Regions from separate parts of the Homo sapiens genome. Here regions 2, 3 and 4 are each linked to region 1. A link is a loop called in an ENCODE intact Hi-C map of the cell type or tissue named here. Cell type or tissue: heart left ventricle. All regions are shown on one strand. Links, peaks and the distances in the headings refer to the core of each region. The heading gives the core; the rest is flanking DNA. Region 1 overlaps XIRP2 (xin actin binding repeat containing 2). Region 2 overlaps XIRP2 (xin actin binding repeat containing 2). Region 3 overlaps LOC124906087 (a long non-coding RNA gene). Region 4 overlaps XIRP2 (xin actin binding repeat containing 2).

What was found. A loop is a pair of places that touch in the nucleus more often than their neighbours do. Peaks named below come from ENCODE experiments on the same cell type or tissue, not always from the same donor. Only the 100,000 strongest peaks of a DNase experiment are listed, where the experiment ranks them.
Region 2: it touches region 1 in a loop (3-fold over the local background); 36 of 110 quality-filtered maps call a loop at or near these places.
Region 3: a loop joins it to region 1, with 7 times the contacts of the local background. A loop is called at or near these places in 40 of 110 quality-filtered maps.
Region 4: a loop joins it to region 1, with 6 times the contacts of the local background. A loop is called at or near these places in 10 of 110 quality-filtered maps.

The regions. Positions count from the first base shown.
Region 1 is chr2:167,207,824-167,215,430 of GRCh38, reverse strand. XIRP2 (xin actin binding repeat containing 2) reads right to left here. Exons shown (of 11, transcript NM_152381.6): 4 at 4,536-4,696. Among named protein-coding and RNA genes, the nearest start is that of XIRP2-AS1, 71 kb to the right of the region's middle. In heart left ventricle, for the core only: CTCF peaks have their summits at 2,987 and 3,186 (motif pointing right); no DNase peak of the experiment used is centred there; H3K27ac peaks cover 292 bases.
Region 2 is chr2:167,128,547-167,136,153 of GRCh38, reverse strand. It overlaps XIRP2 (xin actin binding repeat containing 2), which reads right to left. Exons shown (of 11, transcript NM_152381.6): 3 at 92-245. The region is part of intron 1 of XIRP2-AS1 (XIRP2 antisense RNA 1); the gene reads left to right. Among named protein-coding and RNA genes, the nearest start is that of XIRP2-AS1, 8.6 kb to the left of the region's middle. In heart left ventricle, for the core only: no CTCF peak of the experiment used is centred there; no DNase peak of the experiment used is centred there.
Region 3 is chr2:166,536,295-166,543,901 of GRCh38, reverse strand. The region is part of intron 1 of LOC124906087 (a long non-coding RNA gene); the gene reads right to left. Among named protein-coding and RNA genes, the nearest start is that of SCN7A, 46 kb to the right of the region's middle. In heart left ventricle, for the core only: a CTCF peak has its summit at 4,354 (motif pointing left); no DNase peak of the experiment used is centred there.
Region 4 is chr2:166,896,241-166,903,847 of GRCh38, reverse strand. It overlaps XIRP2 (xin actin binding repeat containing 2), which reads right to left. Exons shown (of 11, transcript NM_152381.6): 2 at 1-383. The coding sequence starts at 365. Among named protein-coding and RNA genes, the nearest start is that of XIRP2, 12 kb to the right of the region's middle. In heart left ventricle, for the core only: a CTCF peak has its summit at 2,973; no DNase peak of the experiment used is centred there.

The DNA of each region.
Region 1 (7,607 bases), core at 1,021-6,020:
CTCAAGTTGTTGCTTTACTAAGTTAATAACGTTTCCTCATTTATGTGGACTATCAAATATTTCAAAATATGTGTGGTGGCCCTTTGAGAAGAGATGATTGTGCTCTTCTATGAACTAGGTATATATTGTATCAAATTCTGCAACAAACTTTAAATGCAAATCTTAATCAATTACTTCTAGTTGATATATGTTAAGGTCAGAAAAATGTACAGCACCCCTTTTGAAATTTAAGATACAGTGAAAAAGGGGAAGGGTGAATTAAGGCCACAATATTTATTTTACCCCTTCTGCCATTTAATTTATATAAGTGGCTTTCCTGGATAAATTATATATAGATAATCTATAAGTATCAAATTATAGACATTAAGGTAATTATTAAGAAGAACCTTGCTGTTTCAAACAACTATTCTGATGTCCCAATCATGTGCAAATTAATCTGGCAAGCCTTAGTATTATGCTTATGACCGGATGCTCTCCTGGTAAATGCATTTTCACAAAAAGATCAATTCTTATACTGGACAGGTTGCCTCTCATCTATAAAATGGATTAAAAAACAGATATACCAGCCTGGTGTGGTGTCTCATGCCTGTAATCCTAGCACTTTGGGAGGTCAAGGTGGGTGGATCACAAGGTCAGGAGTTCGAGACCAGCCTGGCCAACATGGGGAAACCCCGTCTCTACTAAAAAAATACAAAAATTAGCCGGGCATGGTGGCACATGCCTGTAATTCCAGCTATTTGGGAGGCTGAGGCAGGAGATTTGCCTGAACTGAGGAGGCAGAGGTTGCAGTGAGCCGAGATTGTGCCACTGCACTCCAGCCTGAGCAGCAGAGCAAGACTCCGTCTCAAAAGAACAAAACAAAACAGATATACCCATTACTTTCCTGCGCTTTAGAAACAGACTACATTACACATGCAAAAATTCATACAGTTGATTTTTTTTTTTTTTTTTTTTGAGATGGAGTCTCACTCAGCCGTCCGGGCTGGAGTGCAGCAGCACGATCTCGGCTCACTGCAACCACTGTTTCCTGGGTTCAAGTGATTCTCCCGTCTGAGCCTCCTGAGTAGCTGGGATTACTGGCACCCGCCATCATGCTTGGCTATCTTCCTTCCTTCCTTCCTTCCTTCCTTCCTCCCTCCCTCCCTCCCTCCCTCTCTTTCTCTCTCTCTCTTTCCTTCCTTCCTTCCTTCCTTCCTTCCTTCCTCCCTCCCTCCCTCCCTCCCTCTCTTTCTCTCTCTCTTTCCTTCCTTCCTTCCTTCTTTCTCTTTCTTTCCTTCTTTCTCTTTCTCTTTGCTTCCTTCCTTCCTTCCTTCCTTCCTTCCTTCCTTCCTTCCTTCTTTCTTTCTTCCTTCCTTCCTTTCTATTTTGTATTTTAGTAGACATGGAGTTTCATCATGTTGGCCAGACTGGTCTTGAACTGCTGACCTCAGGTGATCCACCCACCTCAGCCTCCCAAAGTGCTAGGATTACAGGGGTGAGCCACCGCGGATTATTTTTAATAGTAGTACTAATACCATTCCTGCTACCCCTGGTACTATCATTACGCTACTGCAGCTGCTCATTCACCCAAGTGAGACAAATCTTCTGAAATATGGTTCAGTGGCGGTGCTAAGGTTTCCTTGTTCCACTTGCGGGTAGATGAAAGTTTACACATGTGAGATGGCAGGACCTGCCCAAGAAGCAGTCTGTGGTCATAACCGGGAGTAATGCTTCCTTGCTCAGGTGGGGACCGTTCCTGTGACTTTACCTTATTTAGTGTCATGCTCTAAATATCCCAACTAATGAATGTTGTTATCATTGACCCCATAACTGAAATTGCTTTGTGTTGAAACTTTTTATGTTTATTATTATTCTGTGTTTCTTATTATTTGGCTCAGCAATAAGGTTTGGAATCTAATGGGTGTGCTGATAATAATATGCTAATTTGAACACCTAACAGTTAAATCTAGGTAAATATATTACACAGTCCTCAAGTTCTTTTTACAAAAAAACTGTTCTTGGTTTATAGGGCATAACAGAAATAACATAATTTTGGGAGTTGGACAGACAGTGCTTCTAATTCCAGCCCTGACAATTAAAACCTTGGGCTACAGCTCTTGAACTTGGTTTTCTTTCTTATAAACTGGGCATAGAAATATTTTTCTCACAGATTTATTGTGAGTATTAAAAAAGGTAAAGGGAATAAAATTGCACAGACTTGAAAATGAATCTGGCATTTTAATTCATTGCTCAACAAGTGTTACTTCTCCCTCTCTTTTAGGGGGCTTCTATAGACCACCACTGTTTCATGGGCATAACTTTCATTTAGATACAACCAAATGCCATCTGATTGACTCTGAGACAAGGAAAATATATTGTCTTTACATGTGTAAATATGATTGAGATATAGTAGATTCAGTTTGGGTCTGATTCTGTGACTTTCAGATTTTGCACTTAAAATTTTGGGTTAATTGTGGAGATACAGATTTAGTCACAGGCAGTTTTCATGATTTTTTTTGGTGTGTGTGTGTGTGTGTGCAGAGGGGTGGGGGGGTGGGGGGGTGGCTTGAACAAGCATTTCATGCACATGATTAAATAAACAATTATTTTGCTTTGCTTTAGATATTTACCAGGATTCTGCTGAGATAATATATGTGCTCTTCTTTCTCACAATATTTGCTTAGGGCCAAACCATATACTATAATATGTATTTTGGGGGCCAAAAATACTTTCTCATTTAGGGAAGAGGAAGAAGTTGAATTCAGTTAGAAGAGCACAAGAGTCAAGAGACTAGGAATCTAGCTTGGCCTCCTCACTACCTAATTTTATAATCTATAAGTAACTTTCTCTTGCTTTTCTTGTCTATAAAATTTGCAGGGAAGAGAAGATTACTAAATTCTTTATATGTAGACATTTTGAGATTAGCCCTAAAGTTTTTGATTTTGTATTAAATAATGGGATCATTTAATTTCCCTATGTGTCCAATGTAAACATTCCCTTTTTAAACACATCATAAATATATATCATGCCTTGATACCACTTTTTTAATGTGTATTCTCTTAGTACCTGGCAAGGTCAATCTTCCTAAATCAAATATTGTTTACTAAATAACCAGTCTTTAGGCATTTTCAAAATCAACTGTTTCCTCGTGAATCATTTCTCTAATTTAGAACACGAATAAGTTCCTCAATGATCCAGTAGGGGGTGCCATCGAAGAAGACTGGCAGGAGGTACTATAGTGCCACTGTTTATTTTGGAAGTGATCTAGATACTTATGTCACTTCTGCACATTTATTCCAAATCTAAGCTGTGTCTAAAATGTATTTTAATGACTATGTGAAAACCTAAATGTCATCTAGAATTGCATTTTTTAAATGAGTTTGGCACAGTCAGCCTTGTCTCTAAATAATTTGTAAAGAAGCATGTTAAGTGTAGCTATTTTAATACACCACCTTTTTTGGCTTTTCTCTCTCTCTCTTTCTCTGTCTCCCTCTCTCATACACAACTAGGCTAATTTGGAGATTATAATTATAAAAGAACATTCTTATATTCCATTAAGTTGAAGGCCACAGAATACAGAACCCCAAAATTCTTTTGAATATGACTTTATAATGCATTGGCTCTAAAAATTGGTGGTCTTACTGAATCCTGCAGTTTCCTATAATCATAATTGGTTTAGCAGAGTGTCTACATTGCTAATCTCTCTCATTTTTATGTTGATTAAACCTTTCCTAATGGATTTAGTGCATACAGAGAAACGAGAAAAGCCAAAGAAATTATACTGCCAGTGAATTTCAATGAACCATATATGAGACCAAGGAGGGTGGCGTGCAAACCCATGTTATTAAAATTTGAAATTAATTCCCGACCTTCCTGAGGAGAATATCTACAGGTTAAGTGCTAATGATGATAATAATAACACATTTATACAGCGCCTTATGGCTTACACATAAATTGTCTCTTTGATTCCTCACCAAGACTCTGTGTGATAAATGATGATTCCCATTTTTCAGTCAAGGAAACTGAAGCTCAGAGAGAAGTTAAGATAGTAGTTCAGGGCTGGGCACAGTGGCTCATGCCTGTAATCCCAGCACTTTGGGAGGCTGATGCGGGCGGATCACGAGGTCAAGAGATCGATACCATCCTGGCCAACATGGTGAAATCCTGTCTCTACTAAAAATACAAAAATTAGCAGAGCATGGTGGCATGCTCTGTAATCCCAGCTACTCGGGAGGCTGAGGCAAGAGAATCACTTGAACCCAGGAGGTGGAGGGTGCCGAGATCGTGCCATTGCACTCCAGCCTGGATGACAGAGCAAGACTCTGTCTCAAAAAAAATAAAAAATAAATAAAAATAGTAGTTCAGATTCACACAAGTAATAAGTAGCACAGTTGAAACTTAAATTCAGATAGTCTGGATTTATTTCACACACTATTTTTGTGCTCTTTCTACTTTAGCCCCCTGTCCAGTAGTATTCTTACATTTCAAATATAAAGAGGGAATTGGGACAGACAGTAAGCACATTGCCTAGTGCAAAACCATTAGGAGCAGCTTACATTAGCAGAGAAGCTGCGGCAGTCACCCCTGGAAACAGCTGCCTGGTACCTCGCCATCCGCTCCTTCAGGGAGACCACTTCGTGGAGGTCTGACACACCCTCGCCCCGAGCAGCACTGTCTTCTGCAAATCCACTCTCAGGCTTATTAGGGCCAGCAGTCGCTGAAAGCAAACAGAGCATGCTTACACATGTGTGTTAAGCTTTAAGAAGAAAACAGCATCACCTTATAAATGGTGAAGCATTTAAAATACTTGATCTCGTAAAATGGACTGTAGCATTTCACAATATTTTCAATGTCTCATGGTCATCTCCTTCAAGCTTTCAAGCAAAGTTACAAAATGTGTGTATAACAGCATAAACTTAGGTAAACAGCAAAAATTTATCCCCCCAACTCTTGCAATTATTGTGATGAGAAAAACTTAGTAACAGATATATAATAACAATTAACATTCCTCAAGCACTATGTTTTGAATGTATGCTAAATTCTGTGTGCATTTTCAAATTTACTTTTCTAACAATCTTGTAAGGTAGGTAATATTATTTCTAAAAATTTATATAAGAAAATGAGAGTCACGCCTATTAAAAAACTTTCCAAGGATCACACCTTTAACAAGCGGCAGATTTGAATATGGTTTGACAAAATCTTTAACAAGTCTAAGGGTTGCTCCTTTCTTCTCTCCTCACCCCTCAACCTTTAAGGAGATATGTCCAGCTAAAATATGCAAATATTGTGAATATTATAGGCTGTGGATTTTTTTTTCTTTTCTTCTTAGGGGCATGTATTACATAAGAAAGAAGTAATAGTATCATTAGAAACAGCTTTGTCAGGCACCCATTTCAGAGAGCCTGATATTTACCCATGAAGCCATCTACTTGGCAAAAAGGCAGGGTAGGAGGAATTACATATCTGGAAGTAGTGTTAAAGACTGATTGCACAATCACAGAATAGCAGTTGTAAGAAACAGAATGATCTTAGAGATCATCGAACCTAACCCAATCTAATCAACTCCTTTTAGGCAGAAGAAAACGTATGCCTGAATGTTTCCTTATGTGAAAGGAACATAAGGACCCTCCATTGTTATGTGATTCTCCACAACTATTTAGCTTACGTATGCCAGAACTGATCTCAAAACTAGTTTTTCTTATTTAATCTAGTGATCTTTGTTGTCATCCTTCTGCTTGGTGGTTTACTATTCACTCTTAGATGGTTTTGATTCCAAAATCATTTCAAGGGCATGTTATAGGTATGTATACATGTGCTTTTGTATATGAGTTTATGTATATGCATCACTCATTCATGCATCTCCTGCCTTCACTCTTAGGGCTGGTAGTTTCTGGGACTTACAGGGTAGGGCTCTTTGTAGTACTTTCTTATTTGGGTTGTTATAATTTAATCACTATCAACCAAGGCCCAAATAACCTCTAGTAAAAGACAGCCAAGCTGTTCCCTCTGTGCCCTGTTCTTCCTCTCTCCTCCCTCAACTCTGAGTCCCCATGTTGAACCATCTTATTGAATTGCTTGCTTTTTCTATTAGCATCTTCAAGATTTATGTACACAACAGCAGTTGAGAACAATTTCTGTGGCCTAGAAAAAATTAAAAAATCATTTTCATTTTGACACCTTCCTAGAGTATTTGGTTTTCCATAGAGACTTCTTATTCAGTAAACACTTTCATATATTGTAATTAAAATAGTAAAAATACTTAACATACTATCACAAAGATACAAAGTATAAAGGAATAAGACATGGTATTATATGAATGCTGATTGTACAATGTTGATTATGTTTATGACAAATGCCAGCTATCTTTGAAATTCACCTGTCATCCAAAACCTCATAGCCATACAAAAGACTCCTCCACTTGATTCTGATAAAAAGAGATTCCCACAAATCACTGAAAGACTTTCACATGCTGAGGAAAAGCTCTTTATTTTTCCCTGTGGCTTCTCTATCTGCACAGATGAATTCAGTGTACATTCAGCTGTGCTGTTCTTACTTTGATGTGAATGAATGTCATATAGATTTTATTGAACATAACACTCTAAAGTTTTTCTACATTAAAATATAAATTTTATTTTGTGTGTTATCCATAAAAGATGCCATTCTTTTGGTAATCTTAATAGAAGTTCAGGCTTTTTTTTGGTTAAAATTTACAAATAGTATTTAGCTTTCAAATATTTGATTTTTATCATTTTTTAATGACAAAATGCCCAATATTATTTGTCAAAAAGAAATCAGTGGCCTGATTTGGATTCCATTGCTCATGGCCATCATAGAAAAGACTCTCAGCCGGGCGCGGTGGCTCACACCTGTAATCCCAGCACTCTGGGAGGCCGAGACGGGCAGATCACGAGGTCAGGAGATCCAGACCATCCTGGCTAACACGGTGAAACCCCGTCTCTACTAAAAAATACAAAAAATTAGCCAGGCATGGTGGCGGGCGCCTGTAGTCCCAGCTACTCGGGAGGCTGAGGCAGGAGAATGGCGTGAACCCGGGAGGCGAAGCTTGCAGTGAAGCCAAGATCGCGCCACCGCACTCCAGCCTGGGCGACAGAGCGAGACTCCGTCTCCGTCTCAAAAAAAAGGGAATGATAAAACCATTAAGCATGCAAGTCAGACAGGAAAGGAACAAACTAAAAGGCTAAAGTACTCTGTGAAAAGGAGGAAGGGGAAAATTAAATTTTCAAATGACTATTTCTGTTAGAAAGCATTATAAATATTAATACAACAAAATCATTTTGTTGCAAGTTTTTGTCTCTGAGGCTTAGAGGTAATTTATTGTGCAGACGAGTAATCCAAAATCCGAAGAAGTTCAGTGAATTCTCCCAAATCTTGAGTTAATGGTATAGCTGGGCTTAGAATTCATTGCACACTAAACATAGAAAGCATGCATTTATTCACATATAAGAAAATAATTTATAATCTATTCAAAATATTCATTCTTTGTGTAATAAAATACATCCCACAAAGCAGAAAAAACATAGAGAGGCACTTTGAAAGAAAATAAAACACTAAAAAATACAATCTATTATCATGGCTATTAGATAACAAGGATAAGAATGTCTTTTTTA
Region 2 (7,607 bases), core at 1,505-6,504, 80 kb after region 1:
TTTAAACAAACCCCTCATATATTTTATTTATTAACCACTCATGTTGTACAAGGTATGATGTCAAGAAAGCATATCAAAATGTTATGCTAACCTTCAAAGATGCGGCTGTGACCACTTTCAGGTGACATCTTGTCAAAAGATGTTTCCTTGCCTTTCTTGTCTGAATCTTTCACAGAATCCTCCAGCTGGCTCCCAGGGTGACTCTTAAAAGCTGGCGAGCACAAACTTCGCTCAATTTCCACTTCCTGTTACAAGACATTAAAGGGTTGTATGTTAAAAGCTATCAGTAGGAAACAGATGTGTTTTTTAGGGGGGTTAGAAGGCAGAAATGAAAGAGGGAGGGATTTCTGTCATGAGGGATGTTTTCAATATGCTTCAGGTAAAATGTTGATAACTTTGCCAAGAACTGCAAACATATATCTGAACGCTTAGTTTACTTTTCTGCCACTGGTTCCACTTCTGAATTAGCCTTCCTTTCATGTGTGTGTGTTTTTTTCTCTCATAAAAGAGAGAGAGTGGAAATAAGGGTCACAATACAACATAATATATGTTAATGGATGCAACTTTCTAGGCCTGAGAAATGTTGATGAGGGACTTTCAAAAAATGGCAATGTAAAAACATTATATGCTGAAGACAGAAGGAAATGAGTTTAATGTCATGTTCACCCTGTAATGATAACCTTAGCAATTATAGAGTTCCCAAATTACAAGCCCATTCAGCCAGCATACATTGAATACAGTTTTTCGATTCATAAAGATTATGAAATTACTTCTTCAGATAGTAATTTAAAGGTGAAGAGATAAAAGATTCCCAAAGAAAGGAAATATAAAGGATATTTCCAACATAGAAAGTCTAGCATTCCTTATTGTATAGGCCAATAAGGAATATACAGATTCCTTATTGTATAGGCCAAGTAATGTAATCAAATAAAACAAACCAGCCAAGTAGACTAAATATTTTGAATAAAAACATTGCAAAAAGTAAGTAAATGACTCAAGACAGTTCAAGAAGCAAAAGTCTAGTTTTAAATATGTCAAGTAATATGTTGAAAATGTTTTCAACAGCTACACATAAGTTAAAGATTTTCATACAGGAGGTCACACAGTAGTCTTCCCTGTAACTGTAGGTTTGGTTTCTGCAGTTTTATTTACCTGCGGTCCACAATATGAAATGAAAAATTCCAGAAATAAACCATTCATAAATTTTAAATTGCATGCTGATCTGAGGATCACTCCATCTGCCCAGGACGTGAATCATCAGTTTGTTTGTCCATACTACCCACCGTGATTCACTTAGAAGCTGTCTTGGTTATCAGATGGACTATCGTAGTATTGCAGTGCTTGTGGTCAAATCACTCTTATTTAACTTTTATTACAGCATAGTGTTTTAGTTAGTCTATTTTATTATGAGTTATTGTTGTGAATCTCTTACTGTGCTGAATTTAAAAGTTAAACTTTATTATAGGTATACATATATTTAGGAAAAGACAGAGTATATGTAGGGTTCGGTACTATATGTGGTTTTAGGCATCCACTAAGGGCCTTGTAACATGACCCCCATGGATAAGAAGGCACTATTGTATTTCTCTAAGCAGCCATTCAGATAATGATGTCAGTAATTGTTTTTCACTTTTGTTACCTCTTAAGTACACAGACATGAGTGAGTCAAGTTTGAGAGACAGCTAAAAGCTTCGAAACATTCTTAGAGTAGATACATTTTCTATGTCTTTGCTATGGTTAGAAAAGAAAAGCTTTTCAATTTATATATAATATATACACACATGTAAATATATATATACATACATCACATGTACATAACAAGTATATATGAAGATATATACACACACGTAAATATATATATACATATATCACATGTACATAAGTATATGTGAAGATATATATTCACACAAATATATAATATACATATACACATGAATATACATGAATATATATTCATATATATGAATATATTCACTATGTATATGTGTGTACATACATTTATTACAAATGTGTGTATATACACATATATACACATATATATAAAATCACTAGAAATATTGTTATCTGGTAATCATATCATCTTTGGATACTCCCAAAATATATGATGTATGCTGTCTTCATTAGAGTGAACTTTAACTGAAGCTAAAAACAATTGCAGGAGAAAAATAGAGAAAAAGAACTTGTCATTTTTTTCAGGGCATTCCCTTTAACATGTGTTTCCAACTATTACAAAAAATCCATATGTTCATAACTTGTAGTGAGGTATCATGCTGTTGAGACACAGTGTCAGACATGCCATTACATGTGGCACGAGTATAACATCCTTATCTCAGTTCATTCTGGTGTCCTCTCCACTGTCCTGGAAGGTGACTGCTATGACATGAACGCAGTATGTTTGCTTGTTTTGTTTCAGCAATTTAATCCAACTGCTAGCATTGGCAAAAACAAGATGAGATAAATAGAAGGTGCAGATCCCTACAAAGTTGTGATTTTTGTTAGGAAAATTTATGTTTTGGTAAAAGGTGGAATACTGAACATGGTCCATGGACTCAGACTGATGATATTAAGGAATAATTTCTGTTTCATATACCTACATGGAAATGTGATTTGATTAAATTTCAGCTGGTGATGACATTAACTTATACTATATTGGTATTCTCATTTTGGAATTCACAAGTATCAAGAGTGCATCTTGTACGGAGGCAGTAAGGAACAATCTACATGTGAATGTAGTGGACTTATTTTCAAGCCCTAGTCATCACATCAAAGTCATTCTGAGGCAAGCTCTTCAGGGCCTGGCAAGGGGTAAGGAGGCAGCTGTGTAGAGATGTAAAAGAGCTTCTTGGATGAGGCTGAATTGAGCTGTCTCCAATCAAAGCAGTGATCTGCTTTAATCTCTCGTAATCTGTTTTATACACTGTGCTTCCACAAAAGATTTACTTTGAGTAAAAATCTAGAAGCTTAAACAAATGCGTACAATACCACTTTAGAAGGAACAAATGCAGCATTTCACAATAAGAAAGTTGGATTCAAGCCCTCCCTTGGCTACTAATAAGCTTTGTGGCCTTGATTAAGTCACTTGCCATTTCTAGGACTAAGTTTTCTCAAATGTTCTTGGAAGAGATTTAGTCATTGAACACCTAATGTTCAACAACCAACTACTGGTGGTATAATTTTATTTAAAATAAAATAAAGAAATGTTTTTCACCTTTTGTGGCTTCCAGTCTAGAGAAGGAGGCAAATAGTAACGAAGCCCAGGAGTCAGTATTAAACATGCAACTCTAATGCTGAGTGTCTTAATGGGGGAATTAACTCAGTGAGAGAGAGCCCTGTATAGGGCTCTCCCAGGGAAACGACCTTCAGCTGATATTTGAAGAATGAATGGGGCTTAACTACGTGAAGAGCTTTCCAGGTGAAGACAATATGTGCAAATGTCCTGGACTGGGAGGGAGGACAGAGGATAGAGTAGGTGGGAGCAGGGAGGCTGAAAGGAAACACGTGGTGCTGGATGGCCTGCAGAGGCAGGCCGGGAGCAGATCACAAAGGCCTGCAGCACCATATTTGCTTTGTCTTAGCTCAATGGGAAGTTATTGAATGTTTTTAAGTGTGTGTGTGTGTGTGTGTGTGTGTGTGTGTGTGTGTATACACATGCACACATGACATAATCAGGTCTGCCATGTGAAAAGCGCAGTCTAACTCCAGAACAGGATTTCTAAATCTTGTCACTGTTAATATTTTGAACCAGATAATTCTTTGTTATTAGAGCCTTATTCTGTGCAGGTAGGATGTTTGGCAGCCTTCCTGGTCTCTACCCACTAGATGCCAGGAGCATTTGTCCCTAGCTCTGGAGTCATAACTATTAAAAGTGTGTTCGCACATTGCAAAATCTCATGTGGGGAGCAAAGTCACTGCTGGTAAAGAGCCACTACTCCAGACTGGGTTAGAGTAGAAGGTTACAATACATGTGGAAAGAGCAGTTAGTATAGCAGTACTGCAGGCAAGTGATGATGATCTTAAAGAAAGAATGATGATGGAGATGGCCAGAAGTGAACCAAGTTGAAAGCCATTTAGGAGATACAACTTTCAAAGCTTGGTCATGGATTGAATCGGAAGTTTGAGAAGGATAGAGAGAGGAGGGGAGAGAGAGAATGAGAGAGAGAGGGAGTGAGAATGGGAGAGAATTTAATTTTTCTCTATGGCATGCACAACAAAATGGATTGTGAAGCTATTAAATGATGTCAAAATATCAGATAAAAGCTGGTTTGAGGGAGATGATAGATCATGAGTTGGGTAGCAAGATGTCCAAAAGGCAGTTGGATGTGTAGCCCTGGAGCTTAGAGGAGAGGTCCAAACTGAACAACTAATTTAAGTCATCTGCCTTCCGTGGTAATTGAAACAACAGGCTTGAATGAACTTGCTTAGGGGGAGAGTATATAAAGTGTGATGGAGAGTGAGTCCAGAACCAAGCCTTGAAAAATGCCAACATTAAATGGATGGCAGAGGAGAAAAATCAGAAGGAAAGAACATCTTTGACAATATTGAACTTGTATTGAAAGTATTAATTTGAAAAGGACTTAAATATATCTTTTGAGTTGAGCAACATGGATGTCAACAGTTGAGCAAAATTGCTTCCTTGGAAGTACAAAGGTTGGAAGGCAATTTGAAGTGGGTGAGAGAGTGACTGGGAGATGGTGAATGGAGCTCACTTACTGAACATTTCAATGTTAATGTGGATGGGAGGAATAGAGCAGTAACTTGAGAGAGATGTGTTTTGTTTGTTTTAAAGGAAGAGTTTTGCATATGTTGAAAAGCTAACTCAAATTATTTAATGAGATAGAGGTGCTGACTATATAGAAGAGAGCAATAACAATCAGTGAAGGAAAATTCCTGAGAAGGGCAAGAGGATGGAACCCAAAGCATGGGTAGAAATATAGCCCGAAGGTAGCATAACAGAAAGCGTTCCTGTTCTCACTGAGGGGAAGGAGGGTCAAATTAATGTAGATATAAGTGATTTGCAAGCTTGGTAGCTTGAAGATAAGAACCCAGGCAGAAGTTGTCTATTTTCTCTGTTATGATGCAAAGTCTAATGAACATAGGGGTATCTGAAGAGAATGAAGAAAGTTTACCTTAATTGATGGGGGGAATGGAGGAAGAGAGATGACTAAAGATGACTGTGGCAGTGCAGCACTGGGGGCCCATTTGAAGTTGGTAATATTAACTCTGCAGGGCTACCAATAGGGCCTGTTAAGTTACATAGTTACTTACGAATTCAGAAAACTCTCCATAGTTCTAGTTTGGGCAATGAGAAAGTATATAGCTGACTTCAGCCAGGGAGCGGTTTTGTGAGGAAAAATATAAATAAAATTTCTATTGCAGAGTGGGGTTAGGGCAGGGAGAGACCAGGTACAGGAAATTTAGGTCGCCACCAAGAGATCTAAGAGAGCGATTGAAATGATACACTGTGCAATGTAAGTTGGATTAAAAGGAAAGAAAGAAAAGAAAGGGTAAACTGGAAGACAGATAAAGGGTCAGCAGACTGGAGATCTTGGTGAAACTAAAGAACCCTTTTAGTGTGAATACTTGGCAAAGCAAATTGTAAAGAGTGGTGACTGGGGCCACTGAGATGTTTGCTTTAGTTTGTAGGGAGTAGGGTAACTTGTTAGGATCCAGCGGTGACCAAAAAATGAAAGCTAGGGTAGGGGGAAAGTTATTAAATAGGAGGAAACCTAGGAACTCAGAGGCCATGATGGTGTCCCAGGAAAATGGAAGGACTTGAAGGCAGAGAAAAGCTGTAAGTTGTGTATCAATGTCCTTGTAAACGAGGGAAACCATTGAATTTAATAAATAACAGTCATGATGGTTGGTGGTTGGTGGGGAAGGTGCAGCTGACTGAATGAGTCTCAGATGAGCAGGGGTTTTTTTTAAAGAAAAAGTAGGAGAGGAGTGATTAGGAAGAATGGTCTCCAGGTACATGGAGACAATTCAGGGACACTGGTGATTTCAGGGGAGGGCCATGTTTCTGTTAAAGCAAGAAGGTGACAGAAGTATTTGGAGAAGAGGTGGAGGGTAGAGAAGTCATTGCTGATTATGGAGAGGCAGTTCCAGAGGTACTGGTGGAGTCTCTCGCTTAAATAATATGTAAATAAGTAAAATCTCTCAGTGAGGTCTATTATCTTTACTAGTTTTATGACTCTTCAAAACGAGGAAAGCAATTGAAAATAAGGGAAACAAACTTGAAAGAGAGCAAGATAATTTTTCTTTTCTTTTCTTTTTTTTTTTTTTTTGAGACTGAGTTTTTCACTCTTGCTCAGGCTGGAGTGCAATGGCGCGATCTCAGCTCACCACAATCTCTGCCTCCCAGGTTCAAGTGATTCTCCTGCCTCAGCTTCCTGAGTAGCTGGGATTACAGGCATGCGCCACCACGCCTGCCTAATTTTATATTTTCAGTAGAGACAGGGTTTCTCCATGTTGTTCAGGCTGTTCTCGAACTCCCAACCTCAGGTGATCCACTTGCCTCGGCCTCCCAAAGTGCTGGGATTACAGGATAATTTTTCTTTCTTACTTATATATATTTATTGCTTTAACATATGTATAATTATAATCTTAGAAGATAAAATATTTTTTAAGATGTGAGAATGAAAAATGCCAAGTCTTTAATACAACCCAATGTCTATTTCACAAGAGACATGGAGCTGTAGAGTCCCCTAAAATAATAAGAACATCTTACCAGGCATTTGAAAAGAAAGCAGGTTGCCCTACTGCTTTATATATTTTCCTCTCAGTGTGGATCCGTGAGTGAAGAGGTCCCCAGGAAAATATAAAATGATAAAAAGAAAATATTTAGATTTGTCTACATTTAAAATGCTGAGCTAGCTCGTGTACACTCCCAGACTCAGTGGGTTCTTACCTTTAGAGAAATAAAAATATTAATAGAAGCATAAAGAAGTTTTACACAGACATAAAGAGAAGAGCAAAAATAAAGGAAAATTACCAAAATATAAAAGACCAGAGAAGAAACCTTGTATGAATTCTGCTGTGTTACTGTCCCATCTGGTCTTTGAACTTTTATTTTTATTTTTTCAGAAGTCCTTTCCTGGAAGACTGTACCTTCTCCCACTATGTATTAAAAATATTTCTTCCCTCATGACCTAACTCAGTGCAGTCTCCTCCAGGAAGCCCCTTCAATCATTATATTCTATACTCATCTTTCACTCATTCAAAATATTTTTGAATAATTAATCTATCTCAAGAAATGTTTTAGGCACCATAACTACAAAAATGATTAAGATGCAAGTTGGGTCCTCAAGAAGCTCATAGTGTAATGGCAGGGAAAGATACATCAAGTGAGTATTGTAACAAAAAAGAGTGTGATAATAAAGAAATGTAGGTGTCCTGGACACTACAGATGGAGGATTCTGGGGAGATGTGGTCAGAGAAAGCTTCCTGAATTTGATTCTGTAGGTAACAAGAACTCTTGCAAGTGAATTAAGTGGGGGTGGCGGGATTAGATTTGTGCTTTAGATACATATATCTGTCAGCTGTGTGAAAAACAGATCATACAGTTGCCTCTCAATATCCAAGGGGGGATTGGCTCCAGGACCGCCCCG
Region 3 (7,607 bases), core at 1,648-6,647, 670 kb after region 1:
GGTGACCTAAAATGACTATATTGCAGATTATCAAAGGCATAAGAGAACACTAGGAAACACCAGAGCAGGATGACATTAAACAGAACTAGTTTCAAATGTTAGATATTAAAAATGTAATATTAAAATCAACAAAATTTAAAAAGAGATTGTTTAGGTTGAAAAGAGACATAGCCAAAGAATGAATTCAAATATTTGCTTATCATAATAAATGCACAACAAACATGTAAGACATAGTAAACTTAAGAGCAAAAACACAAAGACGATCAGAGCCCAATGATACATTTAGAGAAATCTAACATTTTTCCTTCCTTGTCTTCTTTCCTTCCCTCCATTCTTCCTTCCTTTTTTCCCTCCCTCCCTTCCTTCCTTCCTTCCCCCTTCCCCTTTCTTTCTTTTTTTCTTTCTTTCTCTCTCTTCTCTCTCTTTTTCTTTCCTTCTCTCTTTCTTTCCTTCTCTCTCTCTCTTTCTTTCCTTCTCTCTCTCTTTGTTTCTTTCCTTCTCTCTCTTTCTTCCCTCTTTCTTTTGTTTATTTATTTTGAGACAGGGTCTTGATCTGTAGCCCAGGTTTGCAGATCACTGCAATCTCAACCACCTAGGCTCAAGTCATCCTTTCACCTCAGCCTCCCAAGTAGTTGGGAATACAGGCATGCACCACTGCACCCTGCTAATTTTTTTTTTTTTTTGTAGAGACAGAGTTTCACCATGTTGCCCAGACTAGATAGATCTAATTCATCTCTAATAGGAATACATGAGAAATGAAATTGAGAAAGAAGTAAACAAACAATTACCCAAAGAGTTAAGACTGAGAATATTCTAGGATGAATAGAATGAATCTTCTGATGGAAAGCACACATAGAACAATAAGCAGGAGAGACAAGCATTAATCATTATATACATATAAGGGTATATATATATGATATAAGGGTCTTGGTGGAGTAATAAACAATTGCAACAGTAAATAATTGTTGCAAGAATAAGTAATGACAAAGAATTTTACATTTAGAAACATTAGAGGAGATTTCCTTCTCCTTACTGTGTACCCATTGGTTAAAATGCTCCATATGTCCATTTTAAAATATTAAATAAAATGTTCAGAACTTTAAGCAGCAGATAGATATTAGGTGGCTTTTTTCTTCCTTTCATTCTTTTTTTCCCTTTTAGTTATTTTTCTTTTGGAGCTCAGTTTCAAATCACTGAGTTAATCATATTTTAAAACTAAAAAACACATTGCCGTCATTAATCTCTGCCAATCATCCTTTTATTTTTGTCTTTCTTTCATGAACACTATTCTTATTCCCCTCATCTCAAAGATAATTTGCTTGATGCATGCCCTTGAATATAGCTTTTTAAAATATGTAATATGTTTTGTGGATATATGTATTTTCAATTTACCTGTGTGGTGAAAATATCATCCTGTTTTCTACTTTTCTTATCCAGACCCCGATAAGGGATCTTTCAGTGTTGCTGAACACATGTTGTTTTATTCTAGTGTTTCATGGTGAACCACAATAAACATCCACTACATTTAAACATCATTATATTGCCACCAATCATGAGATTGCCACCAAATGACTGTCACCACAAGCAATACCATAATCCTTATCATCATCTACCTGTATATGATTCTCGGAATTTCTCTATGATGTATAAAATATTTCCAGACTACTTTTCACTACAAGTGAGTGAAAGTTAACACTATGCACATTTTCTAATAATTGTTATGTTTATCCTTTTAAATTAGAGTCTTTCTGATAAGAGTAATGACTCACTGCCTTGATTTGCATTTGTATAATTATAAATATGAAGTTTCTTTGTATACTGTTTAGCTATGGGAAGAAATCTGATCTATGGTAGTTTGTCTCTTTCATTGGTCCTTTTTTTCCCATTGAAGTTTCTGTCTTTTTCTTGATTAACAGGAGTTATTTCTCTATTTCGGATAACAATCCCTTATGCGTTTTAAATTTAGCCAACAGGTTACCCATTTATCAATGATATCCTTCAGTGAACAGAAAACTTTACATCTGGACACATCCTAACAGTCGGCTTCTTTATGCTGTAGTCTTGTGTAAGAAGTCTTTTTTTGCCCATAGTCCTCAAAGCTATTCTATTAATAATTTTCTTTTCTTTGTTTATGGTGTTAATTTCACATGCTTTTTCTATAATGTGGAATCTGCTTTTGTATTGGGTATAAGAAAGATCCAGGTTTGTGTTTTTCCTTTATAGAGTATATTTTCCTAATATCTTCTAACCATTGATTTATAGTGTCATCTTCATAATATATCAAGTTCTCATAAGTGCATGCATCCATTTCTAAAGTTTCTATTCTGCTTCATTTATCGACTTGTTTCTTTATGTATAAAGATGGTATTAGTTTTACAACTATAGCTTTACAAAATGTCCTAATATCTGAACAGTGTTGTCATTTATCTTCTTAAAGTGAACCTAGCAATCTATTAGGGTTTAGTATTCAACATAAAGTTTGGAATGAAAAATTTGGATCAGTTATATACATCACAAAACCAACATATTTTTTTGAGATTATGTTGACTTCGTAAGCTAATTGAGAGAAAATTCTCAATATTTTAAACATTTACTGTTATAACATTCCCATCATGAATGTGATATACCTTGTTATTTATTCAAATCCTTCTAATCAATTCAATATAACAATCTTTTTCTTAATAAAAACTGTGCATATTTGCTAAATTGGTTTCTGTTTTATAGCATTTCTTAATTTTTCATTGATTCTGTTAGCATTGCTTGTCTAAAATCTGTACTATATACAATATTAGACTATGTTGGCCAAGAAAAAAAGGAAAAACACATACTATATATAATGTCTAATATATATTTATATACCTAATGGATATTACATAAATACTATGTATATGCATCATATACAAATAGATATATATTTTAATTATATATGAATTAAATATTTAATTATATATGAATGTATATATATGCTAAAATATTTAAATATGTATATAATTTTAGAATTCCAGTCTTTTAATTAGTGAGCTGAATCCATTTAGAACATTTAAAAACTACATTACCATAGAAAAAAATATATAGTTACTTTGTACTATCTACAAAGTAACTATGGACTATATTGTGCCTCCCACCCAGAATTCATGTGTTGAAGTCCTAGCCTCCAGTGTGATTATATTTGGAGATGAGGCCTTTGGAAGTATTAGGTTTAGATGAGGTCAGGAGAGTGGAGCCCTCATGATGGAGTCAGTGTCCTTGGTCACCAGAGCCTGCTTCCTCTCTCTGCCCTGAAAGAACACAACGAGAAGGTAGCATCTTCAAGTGAGAAAGAGGGCTCTCACTGGGGAATTGAATTGATGGGCACCTTGATTTTGGACTTCCCAGCCGCCAGAACTGTGAGAAGTAAATTCCCATTGTTTAAGCCATCCAGTCTATGGTGTTTTGTTATGGCATCCCAATCTGGCTAAAACAAATATTTTGCCAAGTTACTTTTTATTTTTTACTTACAATATTTTTTTTCATTTTTTCCTTTCTTGCCCTGCACTTTACAGCGATCAAATTTCATTTGATGGTTTTAAATTCATGCATTGTTTTCAAATGTGTTCTGGTTGCTGCCTCTCCCTCCAACTTTTGTTTTCCATTTACTAATATCTATCTTCCTGTGAGACAGGATAGACACTTTAATACATTCTATGTCCCCGTGCTCCTCAACTCCTTCCACAGACTTTTTCCCTCAGCAAATTCTTTTTTCTCACTAGACTTTAAAAAATGCATTGCAGATTAAAGGCCTAGTATGAAAAAATGAACTGTTAAATGATAGAATATATTTATGATTTCATATAGGGAAAAATATTTCTAAACCAGATTCCCTCCAAAAAGTGTGAGTAATGCTGAATGTTTACATCGTACTACATAAGCAATGAACCTGCACCAATTGACTCTTCTGAAATTTAAATGACTAATTCCGAAAGGATCAAATTAAGTTTTACTGAAATCATATTTTGGAAGCTTTCTAAACCATTCTGGCCATGAAGATTGGGAGACTAATAAACAAATTCCAAACTTCATCTGAAGTTAATTTATACTTTGTGGAGCTCAGATTCCTGGCTTCAGTTACACCTAAGCAGCGTGGGCAAATAAGCTTGATAGTTCTGCTGTTTCAACTTTCTTCTCTTTCTATTTTTGCAATATGAAACTTGCAGTTGATTACAAATGACTGTGAAGTGTGGTGTACATATGAGGCTTAAGAAAATGGCACAGAAAAAAAAAAGTCAGAATTTGAGATCGATATGATTAAAAAACACCACCACAATATCAGTGGCCCTTATGAGAACCATTCAGTGTGATTTTAGTGCCACCTAGTGTTCTATGGTGGGATAAGGTCTTGGAAGTGAAAACTAATCCGTCATGGGCAAGACTCAGAAATTAGGCAGCTGGCATAAGGCTGTGCACGGACTCAAAGCAGGCACAGTCAAGAGACTGCTGCTGTGTTTCTTGTTTGCCATCCGGAAAAACAGTCGTGCAAGAGAAGCCGTTCTTAGATCTAAGGAATTAGCCAAATATGTACAGGGCCAGTCAACAGAAGTACTCATTCAAGTATCAGTTTTAAACAAAGGAAGGTTTGCAATGGAAACCCTGATTTGGTGAAAATAAGAACGTGATGGTGATATAAGGGGGCATGGCAATAACACTTGGGAATAAGAGAGGTCACACACATCTAAGGGTAATTTACATATGCATGAATGAGGTCATATTATGCTCTTCTTAGTGCTCAAGTATACTTGAGATTTCAATACATCTATTTTGGGAATTGCATACAAATAGTAGACAAAAACAAGTCAGGCAATGCCAGATTTAGAAGAATGAAACAGGGTTCTCATCTCTAACCTTATACAAAAATCAACTCAAGATGGATCAAATTTAAGACCTGAAACCATAAAAATTCTAGAAGATAACATTGGAAAAACGCTTCTAGACATTGGCTTAGGTGAAGATTTCATTACCAAGAACCCAAATGCAAATGCAACAAAAACAAAGATAAATAGATGGTACTTAAGTAAACTTAAAAGCTTCTGTACAGCAAAAGAAACAGTCCACAGAGTAAATAGACAACCCACAGTGTGGAAGAAAATCTTCACAATCTATGCTTGTGACAAAGGACTAATATCCAGAATCTACAAGGAACAAATCAGCAAGAAAAAATCCAAACAATCCCATTAAAAAGTGGGCTAAGGACATGCATAGACGATTCTCAAAAGAAAATATACAAATGGCCAACAAACATATGAAAAAATGTTCAACATCGCTAATGATCAGAGAAATGCAAATCAAAACCATCATACAATACCACCTTACTCCTGCAAGAATGACCGTAATCAAAAAATCAAAAAGTGATAAATGCTGGTGTGGATGTGGTAAAAAGGGAACACTTTTACACCATTAGTGGGAATGTAAACTAGTACAAGCACTGTGGAAAACAATGTGGAGATTCCTTACAGAACTAAAAGTAGGTCTACCGTTTGATCCAGCAATCCCATTCCTGGGTATCTACCCGGAGGAAAAATCATTATACAAAAAAGATACTTGCACACACTTATTTGTAGCAGCACAATTTGCAATTGCAAATTATGGAACCAGCCCAAATGCCCATCAATCAACAAGTGGATAAAGAAATATGATATATATTAAATTATATATATATAGCTATATATGTCACATGTCTTTATATATCTTCATATATAGCTATATATAATTATATAAATGTATATAGCTATATATGTCACATTCCTATCAGGTGTCAACTTGATTGGATTGAAGGATGCTTAGATAGCTGGTAAAGTATTGTTTCTTGGTGTGTTTGTGAGGGCGTTGCCAAAAGAGATTAACATTTGAGTTATATATATTTCTATTGTATATATAATTATATATATGTAGCTATATATATATGGAGAGAGAGAGAGAGCATGGAATTCTACTCATGCATAAAAAGTAATGAAATAATGACATTTGCAGCAACCTGGATGGAATTGGAGATGTAACTCAGGAATAGAAAACCAAACATCGTATGTTCTTACACTTAAGTGGGAGCTAATCTGTGAGGATGCAAAAGCATAAGATACAGTGGACTTTGGGGACTTGTGGAAAAGGGTGGGAGTGGGGTGAGGGATAAAGACTACACATTGGGTACAATGTACACTGCTCAGGTGATGGGTGCACCAAAATCTCAGAAACCACCACTAAAGAACTTATCCATGTAAGCAAACACCACCTGTTCCCGGAAAACCTATTTAAATTAATAAAATAATAATATCCGCATCAACCCTACCAGTATTATTGCCATTTTCCAGGTGAAGAAACTGGGGTTTAGATACTTAAGATATGTGATGGTTAATATCAGGTATCACCTTGATTGGATTGAAGGATGCTTAGATAGCTGGTAAAGTATTGTTTCTTGGTGTGTTTGTGAGTCAGTGCACTGGGAGAGTACGACCCACCCTCAATGTGGGTGGGCACCATCCAATTGGCTGTCAGCATGACTAGAACAAAGCAGGCAGGAGAAGATGGGATAAGCTGGCTTGCTGAGTCTTCTGGCTTTCATCTTTTTTCCATGCTGAATACTTCCCCGACCTTGGAAATAAGACTCCAGGTTTTTTGGCCTTTGGACTCTTGGACTTACACTAGTGGTTTGCAAGGGGTTCTCAGGCCTTTGGCCACAGACTGAAGCCTGCACTGTCAGCTTCCCTGCTTTTGAGACTTTTGGACTCAGGCTGAGCCACTACTGGCTTCCTACCTCCTCAAGTTGCAGATGGCCTATTGTGGGACTTCCCTTTATGATCATATGAGTGAATTCTCCTTAAAAATCTCCCTTTCATATATACATATATCCTATTAGTTCTGTCCCACTGGAGAACCCTAATAGAATATATTTACCCAAAGTTGTAGCTGAAAGGTGGCAGTACTAGAACAACTTCTAACAGCTCTATAGAAATACTGCGAAGTCCAGAGTGTCATACGTCTGGCACATAAGGGTATTTTCCTGGGAGCAGGGGATTATTTCTCTTATCCATTTTTCTTTGGAGGCATCTCCACTCCACTTCCCAGTAAGGTGTACTTCTTCCCATCCTCCTTTCCTGCCTTGTCCCATGGTAGAAGAAGTGAGAAGCCAGTTGAGAATCTGCCATTCCATGAATCACATTGCCATGAGTGTAGGACCCCAGCATTATAATCCAGGCAGCATGGACCCAATTCTCTCTCATGCTTTGAAGAGAACTGTGTCCAGACACAGCAAATACTCATGCTTGTAATTTCCATGACGTAGGCTAAAGAAGCAGGGTCTCTTTTAGGTCTTGCATATCTACCTGCAATACGGTGGACAGGTCAGAGAGGGGAGGATGTCAAGTTCTTGTCTCAAAATAAAGGTAGCAAGACCCTCTCGTAATCATCAATCCAGCTTTACTGTAAGAATTCTGAGCCTGTTTTAATACTTCCTGGTTCTTTGTCAGGCTTCAACTGGTTAAATTCCCAAAGGCAGAAAGAGTGATTAATTAAAGTCACTCAAACCCCCTGATTATAGGAACCATAGAAACTATAGTAAGTGCCCAAGGCTACTTGAACAC
Region 4 (7,607 bases), core at 986-5,985, 310 kb after region 1:
TCAAACACACTCCTCAGCTCATCAAGGGCAATGGAAAAGCGTTCAATCCTGCGCCGACTGCTCAGGGAATCCTCCTTCAGCACTTCTGGCCGACCATATTCCCTGGTGTTGTTACTCTTGTCCACAGAATCCTTCTCTTCCGGCTTCGAACTCCACATCTCTTCCCCTGTACTGTAGGGCAGACTTGTGGGATCCAAAGATTGAGGTGCTGATACTACCTCTCCTTCAGGCGCAAGCAATTTGCTTTCCTGAGGCTGGAAAATTGTACAATGGCTGTCCCTGGGATGACACTCACTTCTCTGATAATCACAAGATTCCCATTTCTGCCTCAGGAGGTTGAGGGAGCCCTTCTGCATTGGGAACATGGATGGGTCCAGGTTGTCCTGCAATATCAAGAATCCTTTTATCAGTGATACACTCAGGAGTCTGAGTCATTTTCAGACTCAAAATACTCTAGGAGCACCAGCTCTTGGGGTTTGGGTCTTAGTAAAGAAATCCAGCTTTCCTATACAATTCCACACAATTTCTGGCTCTTCACTTCACCCCACAACGTTATGTAAGTTAAATTAGAATTACACAGATTATGGAGAGGTGTGGTTTGTATAGCCATGGCAGTTTGAATATAAAGAAACAAAAGTGAAGAACACACAATTTTCTTCCATTTTCCTTTTATCGAAAATCAGCCAACAGTTATTTAAAATATAAAATTTGAACAGTGTTACTTCATTGTTTAGTATATTCTAAGAAAAGGGCAACTTAAAAAGTCTAACAAGAAAGCAAAATGGTTCATTTCCTGCCTGTAACAGTTCAAAATTTCCTTTGGAATTATTGGTTTCTGTTAAAGTCTTACTTCAGAAGTAGTAGACTAATAGCTAATAGTTATTAAGTTTTTGTTGTCAGGCAAAACACTTTGATAATGACTTTACATGTATACCTCATTTTAATCTTAACATTATCACAAAGAGTTAGTTGCTACTATTATTACTATTTTGCAGGTAAGAAAATTAAATAGTAATTTGCCCAGGATTCTGAGTGACAAAGCCTGGATTTGAAATACATCTGTGGAACTCCAGGATCTGCCCTCTTAACCAGTGGAGTTTATCTTTTGTACTTTGAGTTTTCAATTCTCATCTCATTGTGAGACTGACTGGAATTTCACCTTGTTTTAGAGAGTTTTGTGGTACGATAAGGAAGAAAAAAAATGGCAAAGTGTACTCTTACCAGAAACACAAACACACACACACACACACAAATCATGGGCAGCAAGAATTATATGCTAGCACTAATTTTTGCCACAGAAATAGCTACTTCCTGTTCTAACCCAAAATAAATTTTGTTTTTGAAGGATCAGGCATTTTCCTGGAAAAGTATCAGCACAGTGGGTCTGGTAAACAATACATCAGATGAAGGCTTAGAAAGTGTCTCAGAAGGTCACCTAACACAATAGCTCCAAATTTCTTTGACTACCAGCCACATTATGAATAATATCTTATGCACGGGGACTCAATGCACACATTAGATTAATAAATGTATATATACAAGAAACAAACTTTGTGTTCATTAAACAATAGTTTCCCTAATTATGTGAACTGCCTGGTGATATTTTCTACTCCGAACTCCTTCACTTTTAAAGATAATGTGTGCTGCCCACTAAATTGATGTAATGATGTACTAATGTTTCATGGACTGCTGGATAGCTCCATACTTACAGCAGAAGTTCAGTCCCAGGTTGGGTTTTACTAACCGTGTGACCTTGAAAAATCTTCACTGGTAAAATATACATCATGGCTTTATTTTGAGAAATAAATTTGATGATGCGTATAAAACTTCTAGTGTGTATTCAACACCCCAATAACTGTTAAATCCACTCCCAGCTCTATCTCTGGCTAAAACATCATTTCAATCACTCAAATATTGATACTATACCTCAGCCTCCTAGATGCGAGTGCTTGGAAGACGAAAGGTGGGTATTTTAAGACACAAAGCCATAGACTGAACAGTCAGGAAAATTTGGCCTTAATAATATTGCCAATTGGTAAGTTTGAATTAGTCACTTATTATAAAAAATCTCAATAAAACAGTAGATCAAAGAAGATCTGAATACCTGTTTGGAAAACTGATCAGCATATGTTGAGAATTTAAACAACATATGCTGTTAATGTCTGTGTCTCATATGTGGACGACAGAAAAGACCACATTAACATGGGAATGGTTGAGACGCTGTCACAGCTGGTAGGAGTGACCTCATGAGGTTATTTAATGAAAGAATTGTTTTGGAGCCAACCACACATAGTTGGAAAGGGAAAGCTGAGAGGCAGAAAAACTGGCAAGTTGAGGAGGAAAGCCATTTTCTCCTGTAGAAAAGGAAATCCTAATAATTGAAACTGATTTGGAACATCTGTTTCTGGATCAAGTTGGAATAGACATACTTCTTTCTCTCAATTTCTCCTACTAAATACAGCTAAAACCCCTAGAAATTGGACACATGAAATAAACATGAGGACTTTGAAAAGCAGAGAGAAGGCGAACTGCCTAGGAACCTTGGGACCTGAGGAACAATAAGGCGGTGAATTCCCAGGATTTCTTTTTGCTTCATATATAAAGAACTGGTGGTGGGAAGAAGCAGTAACTCAGAAAGTCCTAGAGGGGAAGAAAATGAAATTTCCCCAGGAAAACCTGCTTTCTCTAGCCAAATAAGCTGAAAAGTGTCAGCCTAGAAAGACAGGACACTTCTAGGCCATAAGTACCATACTCCAGGCAAACAACATGAAAAACCACAACTAAACCCTTACTCCCATCAGCAAAGGCTGAGTGGTGAGTGTAAGTTTCTGGCTTTTTGCCCTTTGCTGTCTCTCTCTCCAACTACTTTCATATTAGAGAAGACCAAGTGTGGGGCCAGGATTTTTGTTCCCACTTGATGGTGACGGGGCTCCTCTAGATGTCAGTGGAAGCCATGTGAAGATCCTGTACTTCTACCCCACCTAGCGGTATCAAGATCTTCTCCTCTTCCCTTTGTGTGTCAGAGGACAGAGCTGGTAACTAGAACTTTCTTCATCATCCACTGGTATTGAGGGCTTCCTTCTGGCAATGATGTCAGTGAAGGCTACAAGGAGAGCAATAAAGAGGGGCCTCCCAACTTTCCAGCCAGCAGGGGTGATGGCATTGGAGGAATAATGGGGAGCCCAGTATCCCACCTTCACAAAACAGTCATTGAACACCCTTCTTCAGGGAGTCAAAGGTCAGAAATACATAAGTAATATGCAGAGTTTTACAACATAAATGACAAAATGTCCAAGATACACTTGAAAATCATTCATATTAAGAGCCACCAAAGACCTAAACCAAAGCAGAAAACAATCAACAGACACCAACACTGACATGATACAGGTGTTGCAATTATCTCACAAGAATTTTTAAGTAGCCATTACAGAATTGCATTAGTGAAGAATCACAAACATGCTTAAAAAAAAGTGAAAAAGTGGAAAGCCTTAGCAAACAAATAGAAGACGCAAAGAAGAAACGAATTAAAATTCTAGAATTGAGGTAGAAATAACGAACATTTAAAAACTCATTGAATGGACTTAGCAAAATGAAAAGGGCAAAAGGAAAGGATCAGTGAATTTGAAGATACGATGATAGAAAGTATCAAATCTGAACAAAACATAGAATATAAAGTGAAAAAAGAATAGAAACTAAGAGACAAGTTGGACTATAAAAAAGATCTAAAATTCATGCCATTGGATTTCCAGAAAAAGAGAAAGACAGTGGGGCTTAAAAAATAGTCCAAAAAATTCATGGATAAATTTTTTCCAAATTTGGCAAAAGATAACCACCAACACACATCATAATCTAATTTCAGGAAACAAAATTAAAAAAAAAATCCTGGTAGTCGCTACTCCCAGTTTTATTCCAATTGTAGAAGGTGGGAAACAAAGACAATAGTACCAGCATTCACGTTGCGCGGTGGCATAGGACGGTAATGCACTGTGCTGCAAAATTCACCATTACCAATAAGCAACATACCTGTGTCAGTTTTCAATCTATTGCCTCTCAGTTCCAAAAAGCAGTAAGAAAGAAGTGACACCTTGCTTATACAGAAAGAACAATGTGAATGACAGCAAATTTCTCATCAGAAACCATGAAGACCAGAAGGCAAGAGCACAATATGTTTCAAGTGTTAAAAGAAACTAACTGCCAACTCCAAATTCTTTGTCTAACAAAATGATCTTTCAATAACGAAGAAAAAATAAACACATTCTCAGACAAAGGAAAACTAAGAATAATTTGTTGCTGGTAAACCTATACTAAAAAATTGGCTAGGGGGTATTCTTGAATGACAAAGGAAATGATGAAAGAAGGAATCTTGAAATATCAGGAAGGAAGAAAGAATAGAAAGAGGAAAATCATGAAGAAATAATAGTATACATTCTATTTTTCTCCTTTTGTATTTTCTAAATTATGATTGAAGGTTGAAGCTAGGGGTATAATGTCTGATATTCTCAATATGTGTGGAGAAGTTAACCAACACAATTATATTATAAACTAGGTAGGGAAAAGGGATAAAGGAGGTAAAGTTTCTATACTTCATTCAAACTGTAAAATGCTAATACCAATAGACTGTGATAAGCTTTATGTGTATAACATGTATTTAGGGGAACTAATAAAAATCCATCATACTTGAGATGTGTTACAAAACACTATAGCTAAATCAAAATGTGTTCTAAGAAATATTTAAGTAACTCATAGAAAGACATGAAAAATGAAAGAGAGAAACACACAACAGAGGGAACGGAGAAGACAAACTTAAATTTCAGACTTGAGCCCCATAATTTCAAATATTACATAAAATGTAAATGCCCAAGGCATAAAAATGAAAAGACAGAGATTGTGGGGTGGATTAAAAACATTATTCAGCTATCCATGTAAGGGTGCTATTCTAAGTGAAAAAAGCCAATCTCAAAAGGTCACATACGATAAAAGTACCGTTTCAATAACATTCTTGAAATGACAAAATTACAAATGTGCAGAACAGATTAGTGGTTCTCAGGGATTGTGAATGGATGGGACGTGTTGGGGTGGGCTTCACTATAAAGGGGTAACACAGGGAGATCTGTGTGGTAGTAGGAAACTTCTGTGTCTTGATTGCTGTGGTGGTTACAGGAATCTGCATAGGTGATAAGTGGCACAGTACTATTAGTGTATATGGCGTCGATTTCAATTTCCTGATTTTTATAATGTACTATAGTTATGTAAGATGGAATTACTGAAGGAAACTAGATAAATCATACAAAAGATCTCTCTGTACTATCTTTGCTATGTCCAATGAATCTATAATTATTTCAAAATAAAATGTTAAAAACTAAATGGATAAAAAAGTGATTAGGTAGTCACTACTCCAAGTTTTACTCCAATTGTAGGAGAAGGTGGGAAACAGACAGCAGTACCAGCATTCACACTGTGCAGTGGCATAGGATGGCAATGCATTCTGTTGCAAGATCCACTATTATGAATCAGCAACATACCTGTGTGAGTTTTTAATCTACGACCTCTCAGTTCCAATGCACCCTTCAACATATGTTCCTTGATAAATAGCTGAATCCCTTTAAGCACTTCTAATTTAATGTGAGCACAATGTTTAGCTTTCTCAGCAAACACTGGAGGGACATTGCAAGAGGAAGAGTCTTCCTGAAATTTCCTACCTGGGCTGGGTATCAGCAGTCATGAGCATGAGAACACTGTGGAGCCTGTTCAACTATAGCCATAGAATGATCTTATAGCCTGGGCCAGGAAATAACTTCTCTACAGCTCTCTTCTCATGGAAACAAACCATACAGCTGCCTGTGGTCTGGAGGGTCACATAGGGAGCAGTTGTTGATTCTATAAGCCCCTGAGTATCCTGCATGCCACCTGCATGTGTCCTAAGAGATAAACTCAGATCTGCTTCTCTCTCTGCAAGCCCCTGCATAGCCCATGTGCTTTGAAAGTCTATTGCCTAGAGAGGTGTTCCAACCCCCACTGCATGGCCTTGCCACCAGCTGCTGATTATCTGCTTGGCCTGCCTCTGAAAGGTGGTCTATTGCTAGTCTGGAAACTCTGGGTCAGCTCTAGCCTGGCTAAACCAAAAAGCTTCCTGCTCTCCCATGGGCTGAACCACACCTTCTCCATGAAAGTCTGGATCCTTTGCCAGTTTGTCATTCCTTGGTGGCTCTCCCTCAGCCTGAGGCTAGTGAATTGACTTTCTTTGTAGCTAATACCTATTCTTCTATCATAGTTGTTAATTCTTTATATTAACTTATTTTGTTTAACTTACGTGTGGCTTCTTTTTCCTGATTGGACCCCGACTGCTACAATACTTTTGCATAATGAGATGTCTGCTCTCTAATTCCAACAGTAGGTCACGGTGATATGTTTTCAGTATTGTCGATGGTGACGCATGCCACCATTCCCTCTATTACCAACAGTTTTGCCATGGGACATGAGATTACAGAAACCCTTCTTCCCATATTCCCTGATCAGGGAATGACAGCAACAGGGCAGTAGGCACACTTCCGTAGGGCCACTGAGTGCTAGTCTTGCAGAATGTTTTTCAGAAACAGTGCAGAAAGAATTACATGGAAAAATAAGTTTAAGAAGCCTAATAGATATCCCATTCTGGGAGAATTACAACATGCACACCCTTATTAAATGCTTTGAAAAGTCTTTCAGAAAGAAAGAAGTACAAGGACAGTAGTGTGTTGCTTAATGTTCTGAGCAATGTATTGTTTGTCAATTTCATCATTGTGAGAAGATCACAGAGTGTACTTACACAAACCTAGAGGGTATAGCTTAAGGGTATAGCTTACTACACATCTAGCCAATATGGTATAGCCTTTGCTCCTAGGCTAACAGCTGTACAGCATGTTATTGTACTGAATGCTGCAGGCAGTATAACACAATAGTAAGTATTTGTGTATCTAAACATAGAAAAGGTACAGTAAAAATATAGTATAAAAGATAAAATGTATTATACCTGTATGGGGAACTTATCATTAATGGAGCTTGCAGGACTAGAAGTTGCTCTGGGTTAGTCAGTGAATAAATGTGAAGGCCTAGGAAATTACTGTACACTCCTGCTGTAGACTTTATAAACATTATATATACATAGGTGACATTAAATTTATAAAAGAGATTTTTCTTTCTTCAATAACAAATTAACCTTAACTTACTATAGCTTTGTTACTTTATAAACTTTTTAATTTTTAAAACTTTTTGACTCTTTCTTAATAACACTTAGCTTAAAATCCTAAACACATTGTACAACTGTAGAAAATTTTTTCTTTATATCTTTATTTTATAAACTTTTTCTTTTTTTTTTACTTTTTAAAAATTTTTATTAAAAACTAAGACATATACATTATTGGCCTAGGCCTATACAGGGTCAGGATCATCAATATCACTGTCTTTCACCTCCGATATCACTATCTTGTCCCACTGGAAGGTTTTCAGGGGCATGAACATGAAACGGAGCGGTCATCTCCACTGATAATAATGCCTTCTTCTGGAACACCCACTGAAGACCCTGTCTGAGGCTGTTTTGCAGTCAATCTTTTACATATATCTTTTATATT